2 separate regions of the Homo sapiens genome follow, and region 2 is linked to region 1. Evidence: read pairs that join two places in POLR2A ChIA-PET (ENCODE). Cell type or tissue: K562. All regions are shown on one strand. Each heading gives the region's core, and the rest is flanking DNA. Links, peaks and the distances in the headings are about the cores only.

Region 1 (10,300 bases), core at 1,171-9,170:
GTGATACTTTGCTAGGCCCTCCCAAGGCCATGGGAGAGGTTTCTAGAGGCAAGTGAGGGGCTTAGCAGCTTAAGCGCCATTACCCTGTGTTAGATGCCATTGGCCAGCAGGGTTCTACGTACAGTCTGGTCAGTCACTCATGCATGATTTGGAAGGTGGAAGGGAGGCAGAAGCCCTTCATCCACAGCAGCAGTAGTAGGTGTGGCTGGCTTCAGCAGACCTGAGATTGTGGAGTGGCAACTGGGCTCCATATTCCTCAGTTCATCACCTACTTTGGAGCTATAGGCTGTAAATCAGCTATGAGGATCCTGCAGCAGCTTTCACCTGTTTTTTGTTTGTTTGTTTGTTTGATTTAATGGAATTTCCATTTTAGCATTCAGGAAACAAAAGAGAAGAATACAATGAACACTCATGTACCATCCACCTGGTCTCAGCCATTGTTAATATTTGGCCATTTTTTGCCTTGTAACTGAATCATTTCTTAGTAAATTAAAAACATCATGACACTTCACCCCTAAATACTTCAACATGTATCTCCAAAACCTAGAGAAAAAATTCCAATTAACAATACCAGAATTATACCTAACAAAAATAGTAATAGTCCCCTAATATCATCCAAAACTCACTTTATATTCAAATTTCTACAATTGTCCTAAAAATGTCTTTTATAGCTTTTCTTTGGAACCAGAATCCAATAAGTTTCATACAGTGAGTTTATTTATTATGTCTCTTAAGTCTTGCCTAATATAGGACAATCCCCCTTCATCATTTTTTTAATGACATTGAGTCTTTGAAGACATCAGGCCCACTGTCATGTAGCATATCCCACATTCTAAATACATCTATTTTCTCATGCTCTCATTTAAGCAGTATTAGTATCTTCTACAAATTGAGGTAGATCTAATGGCTTGTTTTTTTTAAAGCCAGGTTTACTAAGGTAAAACTTAGGCATGGTAAACTTCATCCTTTTTAGTTTACAGTTTTATTTGTTTTGATAAATGCATATAGTCATGTAATCTAAAAACTTGGTTTAATTCAGATTTAATGCAATTGATCAAATACTTTAAATGATGCTATGAACTTCCTATTGGATTTCATATCACATCAGCAGGCACATAATGTCTAGTTGTCCTATTATTAATGATACTAATTTAGAACATTTAGTTCTTATAGCTTTCTGATCTCTGAATGTGCGTTGGTTTTCTATTGCTATGCAAAAAATTACTACAAACTTGGTGGCTTAAAGCAACACCTACTTATTAGCTCACAGTTCTATAGGTCAGAAGGCAGGCGCGGCATTGCTAGGTTCCCGCTTAGGCTATCATAAGGCTAAAATCTGGGTGTTGGCAGCTACATTTTCTTTTTTTTATTTTTTTGAGAGGGAGTTTCACTCTGTCAACCCGGCTGGAGTGCAGTGGCCCAATCATGGCTCATTGCAACCTCCGCCTCCCGGGTTCAAGCAATTCTCCTGCCTCAGCCTCCTGAGTAGCTGGGATTACAGGCATGCACCACCATGCCTGGCTAATTTTTGTATTTTTAGTAGAGACAGGGTTTCACCATGTTGACCAGGCTGGTCTCAAACTCCCGACCTCATGTAACCCGACCTCATGTGATCCACCCGCCTCCGCCTCCCGAAGTGCTGGGATTACAGGCATGAGACACCACGCCTGGCCTACATTTTCATTTGGAGCTCGGAGTCCTCTTCCAACCTCTTTAAGGTTGGAGGCAGAATTCGGTTCTGACTGATCTTAATTGTCAAGGGAAATTTTTTTTTTTTTTTTTGAGACTGAGTCTTGCTCTGTCGCCCAGGATGGAATGCAGTGGTGCTATCTCGGCTCACTGCAAGCTCCGCCTCCCGGGTTCACACCATTCTCCTGCCTCAGCCTCCCGAGTAGCTGGGACTACAGGCGCTTGCCACCACACCTGGCTAATATTTTCTATTTTTAGTAGAGACGGGGTTTCACCGTGGTAGCCAGGATGGTCTCAATCTCCTGACCTCGTGATCTGCCCGTCTCAGCCTCCCAAAGTGCTGGGATTACAGGCGTGAGCCACCGCACCCGGCCTGGTCAAGGGAAATTTTGACTGATGCTACTCAGTGGTGACTTGAGGGAGTACATCTGGAACCCAGAGGATTCTTTGGAATGCCTACTAGTACCTAGTGATGGTTAATTTTGTGTCAACTTGACTGAGCCAAGGGATGCCCAGATTAAATGTTATCTCTGGATGTGTCTCTGAGGGTGTTTCCGAGTGAGCACAGCACCGCCTTACCAGTCACCCTGGCCACAAAACTAGCAAGACTCTGACTCATCTCTTTATCTCAGCACCCCTCTCTCCCCATCCAATCCTCAGCAATCCATTGGCTCTACCTTTAAAATTCATCTAGAACATGATGTCCACAGCCCCACTATGGTCCCCAGCTTATTGTAGCAGCCTCCAACTGTCTTCCCTACTTTCATTCTCGTCACCTAAATCTACTCTTAACACAGCTGTTGGAATGATTTCCTTAAAGCATGTCATATCATGTCACTATGTGACATGTCCGATCACAGTCCTTCATTGGAATCTGATATTATAGTAACAGCCAGCTCTTGCAATGGCCTACAAAGCTCTCCAGAATCTGAGGGTTATGCCAGGTCCAGTCTCCAGTTACCATCTCCATGCTCATAAAAGAAAACAGGAAGAGCATACCAGGAGCGAAGCAAAGCGGTCTTCCAAGGGACTGAACCATGATAACAGAGAGAGCTCTCGGGGTAGGAGCAGCAGACTTGGTTTCTCATCCTTGCTATGCCACTAACTCTAAGGACCTTGAACTACTTATTGCCTGCTCCAAGCATCCCTTTCTTCATTGTGCAGAGAGACAGCTGGCTCACATAATCTCACAGGTTCCTTCCAGCTTGGAAATTCCACAATCGACAATCAAGGTGCCAACTCCATTAACAAGGGAGATAAGTGCATATCATAGACATACCTTTCCTGCCTAAAGTATCTGAGTTACCAGTACAATGTGTTAAAGGAAAAATAAACACATAACCAGTGCCTGCTAGAAAGGCCTTTTCTGGGAGAAGCAGAAGCTCTAAGAAAATTACTTAGAAAGGAGGAGTTATAAAGAGAACTGGGTGACTGAAAGGCTGTCCATAAAGGCTGGCACTACTCACCTCACAGATGTGTTTATAACCAGTGTGCTCATTCTTTTTGTGTAACAATTATGATAATGGCAAGCAAAAATGTAGACTCCACAACATGCCAGGGAAAAGGCTAGGAATAAACTTAATTCCTGAAAACCTAGATTTAGGAAGCCATGACGCTAAAAAGGCAGAGTTTCGTGCATATACACGGATCTATAAATAAGTTGAAGCTTGTGTTGGTTTATGGACACATCTGGCCATATGCCCGTGCTTAGGTGTACATGCCTATACACACATTCACATATTGGAGCCTGGCTCTTTAAAATGGGGGATAATGACACTGGAAATTATTCTAAGCTTTTCAGAGACATAAATGACCAAACTGCCTCCTGACTCCTGAATTACATTACCCAGAAAGAACTTAATAACATGGTATTATCACTTCTCCTCACTGACAGGATTTCAGGGCTGAAAAGACAAACAAGGAATGCGTTCATAATCACCAGCACAGTCACCTCTGCCGAGCTGCGACCACTGCTAATTCCAGGTAAATGCTTCAGGGTAGACGAAAGCCTAGAGCTGTAATGTAACTTGGTGCTTGGTAATTGTCGCTAGTTCAGCTGGGCCATCACCATCTGAGAAGGGGCCTCCGGGAGCTCATGGAGCCAACAGAGAGTCTCATGGGGTGAAGGGCAGTGAAGAGAGACTACATTATGGGAAACAAAATAGAATTTCTCAGTTCAACTGAGATAATGTAGGTGAAATTCCTTATAAACTGTAAAGTGCTCCACAAATGTGACTGTGAATGTGAGGGGATAGCATTAATGGGTGCTGTTTGTGTTCTCAGGGCTGCCATTTACAGCCGTAGACTGTGCACTGTTCAACTTCTGAGAATGTCATTAGTCTATGTGAATGATGCTCCCTGGAGTTGTGCATTGTGGCAGTCCTGTTGGTTGAAATGGGCCCAGCTGACTGATAAAGACCAATATGAGAGCTAATGTTCTTCTCCTGGACAATGCTTGAGCCTTAATGATGGACCATCCAGGAGATAGTCAACAGTTCTAACAGCAATTTGCCAGTGCTTTGGGAAGTTTGCTTCAGAGTAATTAAAAGGCAACTACAAACAAGATCATTGAGGGAAGGAGCCATATCTTATTCATATCTTAGTATCCCAGTCTTGCAATATGTTTGGTATGTGATGAATATTCAGAAAACATTTGTTGAATTTAAGATGAATAGTGAGTGGATGGTGCCAGGCACGGTGGTTCATGCCTGTAATCCTAACACTTTGGGAGGCCAAGTGAGAACTGCTTGAGCCCAGGAATTTGAGACCAGTCTGGGTAACGTTGGGAGACCCTATCTCTACAAAACAATTTTTTTTTTTTTGAGATGGAGTCTCGCTCTGTTGCCCAGGCTGGAACACAGTGGCGCGATCTTCGCTCACTGCAACTTCCGCCTCCTAGCTTCAAGCAATTCTCCTGCTTCAATCTCCTGAGTAGCTGGGACTACAGGCACCCACCACGATGCCTGGATAGTTTTTGTATTTTTAGTAGAGAAGGAGTTTCACCATGCTGGCCAGGCTGGTCTCGAACTCCTGACCTCGTGATCGGCCTGCCTCAGCCTCCCAAACTGCTGGGATTACAGGCGTGAGCCACCGCACCCAGCCTACAAAACATTTTTAAAAATTAGCCGGCCATGGTGACACACACCTGTAGTCTTAGCTATCCAGGAGGCTGAGACAAGAGGATCACTTGAGCCCAGGAGGACGAGACCGCTGTGAGCTGCTACGATCACGTAACTGCACTCCAGCTTGGGCAACAGGCTGAGACACTCTCTCCAAAAAAGGAAAAAAAACAAGAATGGATTGATATTGATATTGAATGAATGACTCCCTGGGGTCAGCTCCTGGAAAGAATAATTGGGTTGTGATCGTTGCAAAGAGCATGTTTATTTCAACAGGTACAACTGCATACTCTGCCCACGTCACCTTTTTCCATTAATAGGGTTATGGGAAGCCTTTTGTGAAGTCTTCTGTGAAGGGCCATCGACATGTCATGGTTTCAGCAAGAGTTTGTCCAGGATTTGTGATGTGTCTCATCCAGTGCTAGGTGCTGTGGGCCTGTGTGATGGTGATGGCAGTGGGGACAGCAAACAGAGCACAGGTTGTGGTCCTTGTCATCAAGGATCTTCCAATTCAGATGGTTTGGTCACATGTAAGTTCATATAAAAAGTAGAATAATGCTGCCAAGTGGTATGAACCCAAATACCATTGAACAGCAAAAATGGTGAGTGTTACCAGAGGCCATGGCAGAAAGCACAGGATGTCTCCTCTGCCACTTGTTATATGTTCATAAGAAATCTACTTATTTGTCTGAGCCTCTGTGTCCCAGTTTGTAAGACAGGTAATCATGTCTGCCACACAAGATACGGACTAAACTCTTTAGGACACAGGTCCTTAGACAGCAGATTGAAACAGATATTTAAAGTACATAACAGTACCTGACACATGGGAGAAGTTTCCAGAAGGTTGGTTCCTGTACAAGGATTTTTCAGTCACAAGTGCAGAATCCTAACTGATCACAACCTAAGCACAAAAGTGGGGTGGGGAGTGGGGGGACATGACTTATTGATTTATATAACCCCCAAAGTGCAACAATAAATAGGCTTCAGGCATAGCAGGATCCAGGAGCTCAAATGATGTCACCAGGGCTCTGCCTCTATTGCCATTTCTCACACAAGCCATTTCTCACACAAGCTAGAGGGGTAAGAATAGGCAGCAGCAACCTGAGTCCAGGTTAACCCCAGAAGGAGCTCCTCTTCCCAGAAATTGGGGGACGAAAGTCTCCAGGAGGTCTCTGATTGGTGCAAATAAGCTCATGCATCATCCCTTACCCAATCACTGTGGCCAGAGGAATTCGATGATCTGATGGGCAGGGCCTGAGTTCGGTTCCCACTCCTTTGTTGACGCGGGTGAGGGCAGTGGTAGGACCACCCAAACCATGTGGAATGAGTTTCTGAGTGGGAACAGGCTACCTAGTTCTTCTGTAAACTCAGAAGAAATTAATAAAAGTGAGAGCTGCTTGTTTCTCCGGGGTGAAAAATGGGAAAGCTCATATTTCCTTACAGAAACAAAAAATAGGCCGACTCACGGCTGTAATCCCAGCACTTTGGGAGGCCGAGGAAGGCGGATCACGAGGTCAGGAGTTCGAGACCAGCCTGACCAACATGGTGAAACCCCATCTCTACTAAAAATACAAAAATTAGCCAGTCGTGATAGCGGACGCCTGTAATCCCAGCTACTCAGGAGGCTGAGGCAGGAGAATTGCTTGAACCCAGGAGACGGAGGTTGCAGTGAGCCAAGATCGCGCCACTGCACTCCAGCCTTGGCGACAGAGCTACTCTCAAAAAATACATATATAGTATGCGAACGCGAACAGAGTGTGTACGTGTGTGTGTGTGTGTGTGTGTGTGTGTGTGTGTGTGTGTGTGTGTGTGTGTAGCTTCCCTAGGCTGACTAGGGGAGTGGTACCCGCTGGCCGGGCAAGCGGGACTTCCGCGACCCCAGGGAACAGGCAAAAAGCGCAAAGCGCAAAGCGGGGAGCGCATCCGGAGAGGGTCCCCGGAGGCCTGGGGTAGTCGGAGCTGAGCCCTCGTTAGAAGGAGGGCAGTGGCAGGCAAAGGGGAGGGAGGCAGGGACGCGCCCCGCCTGGCTGAACCTGGAGCCGGTGTCTGAGCGGCTATTCTGGACACGCACTGGGCAGGAACATCCTGGCGCCCAGAGGAGAGCAGGGCACCGACACCCAGCCGCTCGCGGTCAGAGCAGCCGGGCAGCCGACCGTGGCCGCCGGGAGGGGCTGAGCCAGGCGCCGGCACAGCCCGCGAAGCCTCCTTCCCTAACGTTCTGTTCCATTTTCTCGGTATTGAAAGTAAAAGGGCGGGGGCAGGGACGGAGGGCTGTTTACCTAACATCCTGTAACTGCGGCCTTGAGTAACCAAGCATTTAACGTCAGAGAGCAGGAGAGAGGGAAGGGGGAGAGAGAGGGAGCAGAGACAGAAATCAAGCATGGGCATAAAATGTGCCGTCACCATCATCACATTCAATCATTTACATGCATGTTTGTCCGGTGCATGCTATTTTTCTAAACTATATTTAGGACACAGGAGTTAGGAGAGCAAGCCCAGAGTGGGACTGCACACATCCCAGCCACCTCCTAGAGCGAGGTACTTAGCCTCTCTGTGCCTCAGTTTCCTCCTTGGTGAAATGAGGTACAGTAGTTGTGAAAATTAGAATGTCGTTTTTACAAAGTATGTTAAAGTACTTAGCACCTAACTATTATTATTATTGACTTTATGGTGCTATAGTCAGGAATTACCATCAACATGGTGCTACCTTTTCTGAGTTTATTTAACCAACTCAGGTATAGAAACACATTTTGGAATTTCTGTTTGTAAAAATATCTGCTGGGCTGAAATAGACACGTAGAAAACATGTCCTGTGATAAGGCTGAATTCTAAGATGGCCCCCCAAATCCCCACACTACTGCCCTCCCACCCCACCCCTACACATCTTGTATAATCACCTCATTTTCAATGTGGGCCAAACCTATGAATAGGATGGGATGTCACTCTGTGATTGGCTTATGTTACCCAGCAAAAGTGAAAAGATTTTGCTGCACAGTCGATTCGGAGTTCATCAAAGGAGATTATCTGGGTGGGCCTGGCTTAATCAGGTGAGAGGAACTGGGTCCTTCCTGAGGTTGGAGAGACCCTCTCCTGCTGGCCTCGAAGAAGCAGCCATGCTGTGAACTGCCTATGGAGGGGTCAGCATTTAGGAACTGAACGCTTCCAGCTGGGTGCAATGGCTCATGCCTGTAATCCCAGCACTTAGGCCAAGGCAGGTGGATCACCTGAGGTTGGAAGTTTGAGACCAGCCTGGCCAACCTGGTGAAATCCTGTCTCTACTAAAAATACAAAAATTTGCTGGGCATGGTGGCGCACGCCTGTAATCTCAGCTACTCGGGAGGCTGAGAGAGGAGAATTGCTTGACCCCAGTAGGCGGAGGTTGCAGTGAGCCAAGTTTGCGCCACTGCATTCCAGCCTGGACAACAGAGCAAGACTCTGTCTCAAAAAAATAAAGGGAACTGAACACCTCAATCCTACAACCACAAGGAAATGAACTCAGCCAACAATCTGAATGAGCTCAGAAGACAACCTGGCACCTCAGATAAGAGCACATCCAGTCAGCTTTGACTGCAGCCTTGTGAGACCCTCTCTGATCAGAGGACCCAACTAAGCTGTGCTCAAACTCCTGACCCACAGACACTGTAGACAGGTGTGTGCTATTTTAAGCCCCTGAGTTACTGCTAATTTGTTATATAGGCTGAGGCACACAGTTCACCTGAGGTCAGGAGTGCGAGACCAGCCTGGCCAATATGGTGAAACCTTGTCTCTACTAAACATACAAAAATTAGCTGGGCATGGTGGCACACACCTGTAGTCCCAGCTACTCAGGAGGCTGAGGTATGAGAATCCCTTAAACTCAGGAGGCGAAGGTTGCAGTGAGCTGAGATAGTGCCACTGAACTCCAGCCTGGGTGACAGAGCGAGACTCCATCTCAAAAGAAAATAGTATGCATTCTATATCTGCTTAAAAACTGTTTAAATTCTGCTTAAAGGGTGAGAGACAGAGAGAGGAAATATGAATAAAAACATGGCCATGTTTTCTTGTGATTGAAAACGTGAAGTATCATCCATTCAACAGGCATTTATTAAGCATCTACTTAGTACCTGCAAGGCAGTGGACTGGGAATTTAATCAGAATCTGAAACCAACACTGAGGCCAGGCATGGTGGTTCATGACTGTAATCCCAGCACTTTGGGACATCAAGGCAAGAGGATCTCTTGAGCCCAGGAGTTCAAGACCAACCTAGGCAACACAGGGAGACCCTGTGTCTAAAAAATATTTTAAAAATTAGGCAGGCATGGTGATGCATGCCTGTGGTCCCAACTACAAGGGAGGCTGAGGTGGGAGGATTACTTGAGCCCAGGACATTGAGGCTGCAGTGAGCCATGATCCTGCCACTGCACTGCACCCTGGGTGACAGAGCAAGAACCTGTCTAAAAAAAAAAAAGAAAAGAAACCAGAAAATGTTACTGATACTACCCAGAAGAATTAAAGGAAAAATTGTTGACATTGAAATATAAGGTCTCCTTAAATCATTCTTATCACAGCTTATATTTGTCAAGGATAAAGGTTTCTTTGAGGTAGGGAATGAATAACAATAATATTAATAGTAATAATAATAATAGCCAATCTAAAGTGTTTAGTTTGTACCAGGCAATGTGCTAAGCAGTTGAAGTGCCTCTTCTCATTCAGTCCTTATTCAAATAACACTAAGAGGGTAGAAAGTGGGGACCATTACTATTTTCATGTTATAGAGGAATAAAAAGGGCAAGTGATTTGCCCAAGGACTCATACAGCTGGTAGAAAGCAGAACCAGAATTTTAGTCCAGCTCTGTGTAGCAAATTCCATGCAAACATTTGTTGAACACCTATTATGTTTAAGATCCTATGCTAGATGCTGTGGGAGAATCAGAGAAGACTCAGATGTGGAACATAACCTCTTAGAGCTCCCTATCCACCGGAAGAGATAAGCACACGAATAACTAACACACAATGGAATGAAGTAAATGCGCTTCGACAGACACCCAGAGTGCAGGCATTTAGAGGAGAGCACAGGATAGGGGCCAAGGGTTTGGCCCTCTAAAGACTCGCTAAAAAATCAACTCATAAAAGGCAGATTAGCTGGTGAAAAGGCACACACATTTATTTAATGTGTGTACACAAGAGCCTTCAGAATGAAGACCCAAAGATACAGGGGAAATTGTTCATTTTTATGCTCAGGTTCAACAAAGTATGGACAGCCCCGTAGAAATATGATTGGACGAAAAGACTATGATCTAATGGTAATAAACACAGGGGAAACCCAGCAAGATCTGTCTATCTAGATGTTTCTTGGCCTCTCTGAGCCTGCATTTCTTCCTCTGGTTATGGGGTAAGGCCCTCTCTGGAATGAGACCTCTGGAATAATCTGCAGTCAAAAAACGTAAGTCACATAATTTCTTTATGACCAGTTTTTACACAGAACATTTCTAGGTTTTATGGCTGGCTTTCAA
Region 2 (10,300 bases), core at 704-8,703, 76 kb after region 1:
GATTACCCTCCAGGTAATTACCATAGGCCAGACGTGGATATGCACAGAGAGCTACCTGTAGCCCAGTGAGGTCTCTACTTGGGGGTGAAGCTTCTGGCCAAACAGTAATTCCTCATCATTTATTGTATGGTCACTGTTTTTTGTGGAATTTTTAATTATCATTGATATCCAAGCAGCACTGAAAGGCACATTAAAGATTTTCCAGTTACTAATCAATTACATAATTAGTCATTATTAATACTATTCATTATTATTAACACTTGGTAATACCTGACATCATTAATCATAAGCAGTCTATTATATTAACTAATATTAATTGCTAGTAACTAATTAGTAAGCTAATTCATAACACAGAAAACTTTACAGTGCTCATCGAACTGGTTTCTAAGGCATCCTGTGGGTTGTGGGTCACTTCCTTGGTTACTTAAAATGAAGGGGGTTCTTTGAATAGAAGTCAGTGGTTCTCAGATTTATGGAATGTCACCATCCCCTTTATAGGAGGTCACCAATTTTAAAACTTGATACCCGCTACGAAGCCCAGAAAATGAACATACATAATTTTGCACATAATTCAAGGGGTTCACCAACCCCTTGAAATTCAGTGGGTGGGGAGGGGGTCAGGTTAAGAGTCGTCGGGTTCAAGTAGTTCGGGCTGCTGCCATTTTAGACTTTTCTTGGCTGAAGAAAGTAAAATAAAACTCAGTTTCACCGTCTGGTTTCATTCAACTCCCTTCTTAAATGAATCTACTTAGCCCACCTTAAGCAGATTCATTTCAATTTTTCTTTTTGACAACACATGCAATCAACTAAAATAAAACAGGTGTTGTTATCAATTTGACTTTTTGATTTTTCTCCCAAAATGCATCTTCTCCATAAAATTCTTCTAACAGCCAATGTTTTCACCAGTGCCTACCACCTACTCAACACTCCACAGATGTTTATTGAATACTCACATGAATGAATGAATGAGTAAATGAATGAACAAATGAATATTTCAAAGAGTTTGTCTGCTTCTCTGAGATAATTATATGTTCACATGTGTTATCCAAAGAAAATGAGTTTTTCTATTTCTGAGGTTTTAGTGGAAAGAGCCATAACTTCTGAATTTGGGGGAATCGTAATTTCAGAATGCCTGAGAATTCTCTACTTGATCTAGAACCTTATGAATCAATCAAGGTATATTTAAAAATTAATACTTCCTTCAAGGTAAAATAATAAGACTATCTTCCTATCGGGTCATTGGCTTGCAGGAGGAAAAATCAATCATGGGCCACACAGAAATGTAATGGAAAAAATGAAGAGTCACACATAAGTTTGAAAACTAGTCAATGGGCCAAGCGTGGTAGCTCACGCCTGTAATCCCACCACTTTGGGAGGCCAAGACGGACAGATCACTTGAGATCAGGAGTTCAAGACCAGCCTGGCCAACATGGGGAAACCCCATCTCTACTAAAAATATAAAAATTAGCCAGGTGTAGTGGCATGTGCCTGTAATCTCAGCTACTCAGGAGGCTGAAGCAGGAGAATTGCTTGAACCCAGGAGGCAGAGGTTGCAGTGAGCCTAGGTCATGCCACTGTACTCCAGCCTGGGCGGCAATAAATAGAGTGAGACTCCATCTAAAAAAAAAAAAAAAAAAAAAAAAAAAACAAGAAAAGAAAAGAAAAAGAAATAAAACGACTGACTGTTATTTACAATAGCAAAAGAGAAGGGGAATTATCATTATTTAGTTCCTACTACATGCCAGGCACTGTGCTACGAACACTTTACACATACACTTTCATTTAATCCTTTTCTTGCCAATTTTACATAGTAGAAAACAGGAATTGTCAAAACAAACTCTGACCTGGGCTTTTCTTGTTCGTTCTTTATGCAGCCCTGCCTCGTGCAACACAACACAACGACACAGGACAATACAATAGGAAGCTCAAGATAAGGCAGAGGAGCTTTGTAAACTGTAAAATGCAACTAGAAATGCAAGTTACTGTTATCAAGTTACTGTACATTATAAAAGAAATAATGTTCCATGGGAAAACAGCACACTAAATAGAATGCCTGTACCGATCCAAACTGGTAAAAATGAACGTTCAACAAGGATCGAAAATCAGTTCAGAGTGATGTACATAGCTTGCCATTCACGGGGTTTATCTTTGTTCTGATAAGTTATTAAAGTACACGCTTTTTAGAAAACAGATTTATAGGGTGAAGAGAAGTTTCCTTGGGTGGCCCACATCTCTGGATATTTTTTAATATATATTTTAAAAAATAAAATCGCTGTTGGATTCTGTGCCGACATAAACATTGCCTAGCCACCCACTGTTCAAACAACACATTTAGTAAAGAAACAAGATGAGGCTGGACGCGGTGGCTCACGCCTGTAATCCCAGCACTTTGGGAGGCCGAGGCAGACAGATCACCTGAGGTCAGGGTTTAAGACCAGCCTGGCCAACAAGGCAAAACCCCGTCTCTACTAAAAATACAAAAATTAGCCAGGCGTGGTGGCAGATACCTGTAATCCCAGCTACTTGGGAGGCTGAGGTAGGAGAATCACTCGAACCCAGGCAGTGGAGGTTGCAGTGAGCCAAGGTCGCACCACTGCACTCCAGCTTGGGCAACAGAGTGAGACTCTGTCAAAAAAAAAAAAAAAAGGAAGGAAGGAAGGGAAGAAACAAGATGGTAGACAGAATGCACTGAAAATGCTGCTCAGAAAAGGTCAAAAACATGACTGCCATGGGTTTTCACTTTTTGAGACCCTTGGGATGGGCCAGATGACATCAAGCAATAGATCAGATTTAGTGCTCAGGCCAAAGAGTCCCACCCCAACATAGCCGAGCACCTTGGGGCCCAGTAGTGCATGAAGGGCATAGTACTTGGCAATGAGTTAGATTCCTTAGGGTGAGAGGGCAAGGGAGTGTTCCTCATCAATTCAGAAGCTGGAGAAATAACTGGGAGTGATACAGGGTGATTAGGACCTGGAGATTATGGTAGTCCCCCAGCTCAGGGATCATCTGAGTCCTACCCTGCCCTCAAGCAGTGAGAATGGCAGTGAGATATGGCCCGCTAAGCTCCCCAATATTGTGGGTAGAAAAGAACTGCTGCAAAGCCAGCCCGCCAGCAGACGGATGGACTATGCTTCATCAGTTCACCCCCTCCTGCTGAATCATTGTTCCAATCTCTGGGCCCAATTAGTCTGGCTCTGGACAGCCATTCAAATCAATAAGAGTCACTGGCCGTGCATCTAGAAGTAGAGTTGCCCCAACTATTAAAGGGACAATATCAGGTGATAATGACAAAGCTGAAAAAACATCCCTGGCTCTGCCTTTTTCTTTTGTGCAAAGTCATCGACACCATCAGATTCACTGAACACCATTTACTGAGAATCAGCCTCCCTTCCCTGCCATCCTTCAACAGTCTATCCTAGAGGCTCTCTCCCCTCTCCAAGGGAGAAGGTTCACAGGAGACACAAAACTGCCAGGTTCAGAGTAGACACAAAACTCTAGGGTAGTACATGCTATTGGAGGCCAAACCAACAGCCATCTCCCCCATCATCCTGGCTAACACAACCCCAAGTTTGTACATCCTTCATGTCCTTCAAGGATAGCAGGTCTGAGAAGGTGAGTCATGATTGGTTTAAGCCAATCAAGGTGGTCTCAGTTTTCTTGCCAAGACTGATTTGGGAGTGGGCATTACTTCTGGACAATAACAAATGAAGGGAACTCTGCTAGGGATCTCTTTTTTTTTTTTTTTCTGATAAAGAATATGAGGATGTCCCCTACTTGTAACACCAGGAACTGTTGCAGCTGTGTTGGGACTACGTGCGGTGCTCGCTCAGGAGGGCGAGCCAGGAAGCTGAGATAGCAGAGTGAAACATGGAAAGAGTCTGAGTCATTACAAACAATGAGGTGCTGGGCTGTCAGCCTTGGAACAGCTGACCCAAGTTCCAGACATCTTCACATGTGAGATAATAAGGGTTAGTATTAGCTATACCACTTTCAGTTGGATTTTCTGATTCTTAGAGCCAACTGAAAGCATCCCACCTGACACAACCAGTAGTCACCACCCCCTTGCTCTCAAAAGTCTCACCCCTGTAGACCTCTATCACCCTGTAAATGCACAGTAGTTATGAGTTTGGGTGTAGAAGGTCACCTCTTAAGATGCAAATATAAAGAGGTTAAGCCTATCAGTCACTCTCTTTACTGTGAACTGCTTTCATCAGATTGCTTTCCTCTTAAGACCAGGCTGTGATCAATTATGGGGCAGAGGAGAGTGTACAACAGTGGGAGAGAAGCATAAGGGCACACCACACCTGGAGTTGGCATGAAAGGAGACGTAGAGGCTATGCAGAAAAGTAGCTTTTCCTCCTCTCTGTCCCTAAGTTTCTGGTAGCCCTAAATGTCCCCTAGAAATCACTCTTCAAGCCAAAAATGCTTAATACCTTTCTTGGATTGTCATTCCTAAATATAAGACACCATTTAGGTCTCAACACAGAAAAACAAAATATTCACTTCAAGTACGAGCTTTCCAGTTGGGCCCTTCTTGGTTTTGTACCAGAGAAAGACCCAGGCAGGACTTTTCCCACCAGAGACGAAGCCCAGTGAGATGGCAGTGTTACCCAGTGCTGCTGCTAATCCTGATGATCCATGGGGTGGTGGCCTCAGGCCTCCATTCCAGCTGTTCTCCTGAAGGGTATGAGTGCGGGTCTCAGGTTTGCCTTGTGGTCCCAGCCCCAGAACTGCCTCAGCCACTACTAAGGAGCCACTCTGTACTCTGCACACAGCCTGCCAGGCTGTGCTTCCCAAGAAAAGCATGTGATGCTTATCTCAGGGAGGAAGATGCCAAATCTTTATTACTGCTATTATTGCTCTGACCTTACAGCAACCATTACTTAGGGAGCCAGCAAGAAAACGCAAAGAAAAAGCGACAGCTGTCCTCACTGTCCAAGTGGGCCCTGATGGCTTTACTACGCAGAGGCAGCTTCCTGCCTGACTCAGGAGTGGCTTCTGGGATTCAGGAAACCCTGGGATCCTCCAAGTCTCCCAGGTCTCTCCCAGCTATGGCTGCTCCACAGCTGCTGACAGGTGTGCTAGAAAAATCAGGTTTGTAGGCGGATGCTCAGGGCCACCCAGCAATCCTGCTCTCCTGCCCTGGTCAGCTCCCTTCCACTGCACACAGTAGCTGTTCCAAACCTTCACCCACCTCGAGTCTCCAATGCTACCTTCTACCCCCTCATTCTCAGCAGATGGTCTTGCCTCCCACTTCAGAGAAAAAATAGAGGCTATCAGGCTGCTACACACTCTGCTGCCCACTTTCCCTCCCCCTCTCCTCTGCCCCACACACTCATCTGTACCCAGCCTTCCCACCTTCCACTGGGCTCGAAACAAAGGCTAAGGTTTCCACCTGTGTTCTTCATTCCCAGTCGCTTGAATCTCCCTTAGGACTTGATCTAGCAATTACTTCTCTCTGCTGAATCCCCAACCTGCCCCCTTCCCCATCAGCTACGATTCCACTGAAGTCTCCTCAGTATTTAATCCTATGCTCTGCTCTGACCACTACCCTAACTCTCCCAAACCTTCCACAGCTAAATATCTGAAAACAGTACATTCTCCATGAAGAGTCTCCACTTTCTTGAGTCTCAATTCTTTTTCACCCCGATCAGGCCACTGTAGCTGCTCTTTCTAACCACCCTAAATCGCCAGATCCAAAATACCCTTTCCAGTGCTTTACTGATTTGATCTCCCATATGACAACGTTGAGGAATTCTGGCAGACTATGTTTTCCAAAACGGCTGCAACAGTACCTCCCATTCTAATTCACTTCTAGAACCTTGCCACTCTCCCATTAAGAGGTAGAGTCTATTTCCCCAACCCTGAACTTAACTAAGGGGGCCTTTGTGACTGCTTCATCCAAAAGAGTAAGAAAGAAGTAATCCTATGTAGTTTCCAAGGCTGAGTCATAAAACTGTGATGTACTTTCAGCCTTATTCTCTTGGGCCACTTGCTCTTAGAACCCAGCCGCCATGCTGTGAGGAAGACCAAGCAGCCATGTAGAGGCTGATATGGAGAGGAACTAAGGCCCTGGCCCACAGCCCCAGTTAAGCTCCCAGACAACAGCTAGCACCAACTTGCCAGCCAGGAAATGAGCCACTCCAGCCCCCAGTCAAGCTACTCCAGCTAGAGCTGCATAAAACAGATGAGTTTCTCTACCAAGCCCCGGCCAAACTGCGAATTCATGAGCAAAACACATGACTGTTGTTTTAAGCTCACTGTGTTTTGAGGTGACTCATTATGCAGCATTAGATAACTAATATAGTGCTTTCATCTTTAACTTTTCTCCACTGAATATAGCAGCATTGCTCAATCCTGGTTTTCCTCCAATCTCTCTGACCATGCTTTCTTAGTCCCATTCATGAACTTATCCTCTTGGGCTCACCCCCCAATGTTTTGCACAGTTTTTTTTCCTTGCCTTCTTTCTTCTTCTTCTGTTTTTTTTTTTTTTTTTTAACTCTATATACCTTCTCTAGTGATCTTAACTACTCCACCACATTCATCTATCAAAAGTATCTTTACTCATACATGCTGAATTTGTATTCCAGCCTGGATTCCAGACCAACAGGGATATCCCTATCCAAAACTGCCAAGAGCACTATTTTACCCTATTTGGTTGCTGCATTGACCATTTCACTTTGTTCTGAGAGGCATCCCGATCCCCTTACTCTTATAAGAACTTCCATTTCCCAGGCTCCCTTGCCAACTTGCTGCCAGCTAGGTTTTGCCCAGAGGCAACACTGAGGGATACTGGCATACTGGGGGGGCAAGAGGAGATGGAAACTCTTCTGCCTCAAACAGCATCTGCAGCTCCCACTCCCATGTCTATGATCTGGGAGTAACATAGAGCAAGTTATTTTCCCCAGCTGTACCCTGACTGATAAATAGTTGTCCCCCTTCTCTATAGTTTAGCTTTCCAAGGTTTCAGTTATCCAAGGTCAACTGTGTCCTGAAAATAGGTGAGTACAATACAACAAGATATTTTGAGAAAGAGACCACATTCACCTCACTCATTATAATTATATGTTATAATTATATTTTATTAGTCTCTTACTATGCATAATTTATAAATTAAACTTTATCATAGGTATGTATGTGTATTAGTCTGTTCTCACGCTGCTAAAAAGACATACCTGAGACTGGACAATTTATAAAAGAAAGAGGTTTAATGGACGCACAGTTCCACATGGCTGGGGAGGCCTCACAATCATGGCAGAAGGCCAAGGAGAAGCAAAGGCACATCTTACATGGTGGCAGGCAAGAGAGCCTTTGCAGGGGGACTGCCCTTTTATAAAACCATCGGATCTTGTGAGACTTAGTCACTGTCATGAGAACAGCATGGGAAAGACATGCCTCCATGAATCAATTACCTCCCACCAGGTCCCCCCCCACAACATGTGGGGCTTATGGGGGCTACAATTCAAGATGAGATTTGGGTGGGGACACAGCCAAACCATATCAGTGTGTATAAGAAGAAACAGCGTATATAGGGTTGGGCACTATCTGAGGATTCAGGCATCCACTGGGGGTCTTGGAATGTATCTTCACAGATAAGGGGGAACTACTATATATAGTTAAATATACCTAAACGTAATCACTTAAGCCAGAAACCTAAGATATTTGTCTCCTTCTCATTCATACCAGTCCTTGCCCCCACCCCATGTGTAAAGCTGGTCACAAATCCTGATGATTCTGCCCCTTGAACCCATCCATCTCCCTTACTCCCATTACACTCCTCACTTCACATCATTATTTCTGTCTCAGACCCATGCAGCAGCTCAATTCGTCTCCTGGCTACAGTCTTTCTGCCTTCCAATCCATTCTCCAGACTCCCAACAGATTTTTATTTCTAATGCAAATCTGATCATGACAGTCCCCTGATTAAAATTCTTAAATGGTTCCCCACTGACTACAGGAAAAAAATCAGATCTGCTCAGATCCACAAATATGTAGTGAGTGTTGACCATACATACCATTCTACGCCTTAGCTTGGAATACAAACCCCCCGTGTTCTGTCCTACCTACCTTCCCAGCCTCATCTCCACTTCGAGCTCATACCATCTGAACAGGTCGAAGTTATCCAAGTACACTCTGTCCTCCAAGCAGTCAGGCCCTCACACCCGCGGGGCTGTCCTTCCGCTGCCTGGCTATCTCAAGAGTCACCATCTTGCTGCAGCCCCCTTGGTGCCCCATCCATCCAGGCACAGTGCTACATGGCACTGTGCAAACACGCTGTGACTGTTTACACGCCTGTCTCCACTAAATGAGGATTACCCCAAGATGAAGATGGGGCTCACTCACTCTCATGTCCCCAGCACCCACCTAGCATAGGGTGCAGAAGACCCTCAATATATGCATCAAGTTTGGTTAGAGTTGAAAGAATAAACTAAGAGTCCAGAGTGAGGAAGGGGAGCAAAGGAAGGGAAACAAGAAAAGGAAGAAAAGGGACATACTGACAAATTAAACAGATTGCTGACCTCCCCGTAGGCGGTGATGGCTACTGACTCAAGCAGTGGCTGCTCAGCACCTTCCGCCCTTACTCTGAGCACAGAGCTAGAAAAGTCCACTAAGGGTTTTTCCTAGGACCGTTCAGACACGTGAATTTCTTCATTCCAAATAAGTACCAGAGAAGCAAACCTGCAACCTGCATAGATGTTTCTATGTGATCTGTATGTCATTTTTATATCCCTGTTGACCACATGCTCCCTTTTGTTACAATTTAACAAATTAAGATGTAATTTTGTCTATCCCTTTGGTAGACAAAAAACACACCTTTGGTTCAGCTCATTTCTACAACATCCCTTCCCTGAGGTCCCCTTGGCCCCTAGCAGCCACTTAGTGTGTTTTGAGACCATCACAGGCAGTTCCTGGGAACTCCAGGGACAAATCAAGAACTAACCCATGCTGCCACAGGGTTTCATGGTCAGGGAGCTGTCATAACACCTCCTCTGTCGTAATCTCAGCTCTCCTCTCCCTCTGCTGCTTGAAGGGCCACACTCCACTCACCAGCTTGAACCAGTTCCACCTAGGTGGCCTGGATCCCAGGGAAATGTAGACTGAGGACACAGGAAGGAGAAAGGGAGGGCTCTCACCTCCATCAGGAGAATGTCCTTCGAGCTCTGAGCCCGCACCTTTGGGTGCTGGACCTTCACGGCCACCGTCCGCCCATCATGCAGCACTGCCTTGTGGACCTGGGCCAGGGAGGCCGTCCCCAGAGGGGTGTCATCGAAGCTCTGGAACAAATCATGGATCTGTCGGGAGTGGAGAGAACAGAGCAATGAAAAAGATGACCCAGTTCAGTGAGAGGGAGCCAGGAAGATGGGCCAGAGTCAGGGCTGCCTAGTGCCCCCAGGACAGATTTGAGAGAGAAAGAGAGAGAGAGTGTGTGTGTGTGTTGTGCGTGTGTGTGTGTGTGTGTGTGTGTGTGTGTGTGTTGAGACAGAGTCCCGCGCTGTCGACCAGGCTGGAGTGCAGTGGCATGATCTTGGCTCACTGCAGCCTCCGCCCCCCAGGTTCAAGCAATTCTCCTGCCTCAGTCTCCTGAGTAGCTGGGATTACAGGTGTGTGACATCACACCCAGCTAATCTTTGTATTTTTTAATAGAGATGGGGTCTCAAATTCCTGACCTCAAGTGACCCACCCACCTCAGCCTCCCAAAGTGCTAGGATTACAGGCGTGAGCCACTGCACCCAGCCTCCAGGACAGATTTTTTTGCTTTATCAGTTGTGTACCAGCCCAGGGTCTTGCCTGGTCCTCCACTGCTGGACATTCACGGTAGGCATACAGAGGAAGGGGGACAGAAGACGTACATGGAAGGCGCATCCTCATACCTGTGCACGGGCCCCTAAGCACCTCCATCAAAGGCCAAAGAAGTGCTCTTCAGAACTGAGCTTTATTTGCCCATTGAACTGTCCACCACTGTGCCTTCTAGGCTCTTACATATGGACAATCCAGCATTAACAGAATGTGGGCCCGGGGCAGCCCCAGTATCTCAGGGATCAGACAGAGGATGTGGGCCCAGGGCAGCCCCAGTATCTCAGGGATCAGACAGAGGATGTTTCCATTCTACCAACCAGGGGAGCTCAAAGAATCCTGGGCAGAGGCTCCAGACCAACAACTGCCTTTTGTTCCGGCCTGAGCAGCAGCCTCAACATGGGTCACCAAGTCCACTCCCAGCCTGGCCACTCCAGCAGAGACCCCAGGGCTGCAAGCCAGAACTTTGCTCTAGGTCATCACCTGCAATGCCACTCGAAGGTAG

Evidence for each region. Peaks named below come from ENCODE experiments on the same cell type or tissue, not always from the same donor. Only the 100,000 strongest peaks of a DNase experiment are listed, where the experiment ranks them.
Region 2: POLR2A ChIA-PET joins it to region 1 with 5 read pairs; 3 of 35 experiments call an interaction of 5 or more read pairs at or near these places.

The regions. Positions count from the first base shown.
Region 1 is chr14:77,962,817-77,973,116 of GRCh38, reverse strand. It overlaps LOC105370581 (a long non-coding RNA gene), which reads right to left and starts at 6,955. Exons shown (of 3, transcript XR_944053.3): 1 at 6,842-6,955; 2 at 5,625-5,709; 3 at 5,052-5,244. In K562, for the core only: no CTCF peak of the experiment used is centred there; a DNase peak (open chromatin) is centred at 2,306.
Region 2 is chr14:77,886,084-77,896,383 of GRCh38, reverse strand. ADCK1 (aarF domain containing kinase 1) reads right to left here. Exons shown (of 11, transcript NM_020421.4): 5 at 9,135-9,293. Among named protein-coding and RNA genes, the nearest start is that of ADCK1, 91 kb to the right of the region's middle. In K562, for the core only: no CTCF peak of the experiment used is centred there; DNase peaks (open chromatin) are centred at 3,233 and 3,853.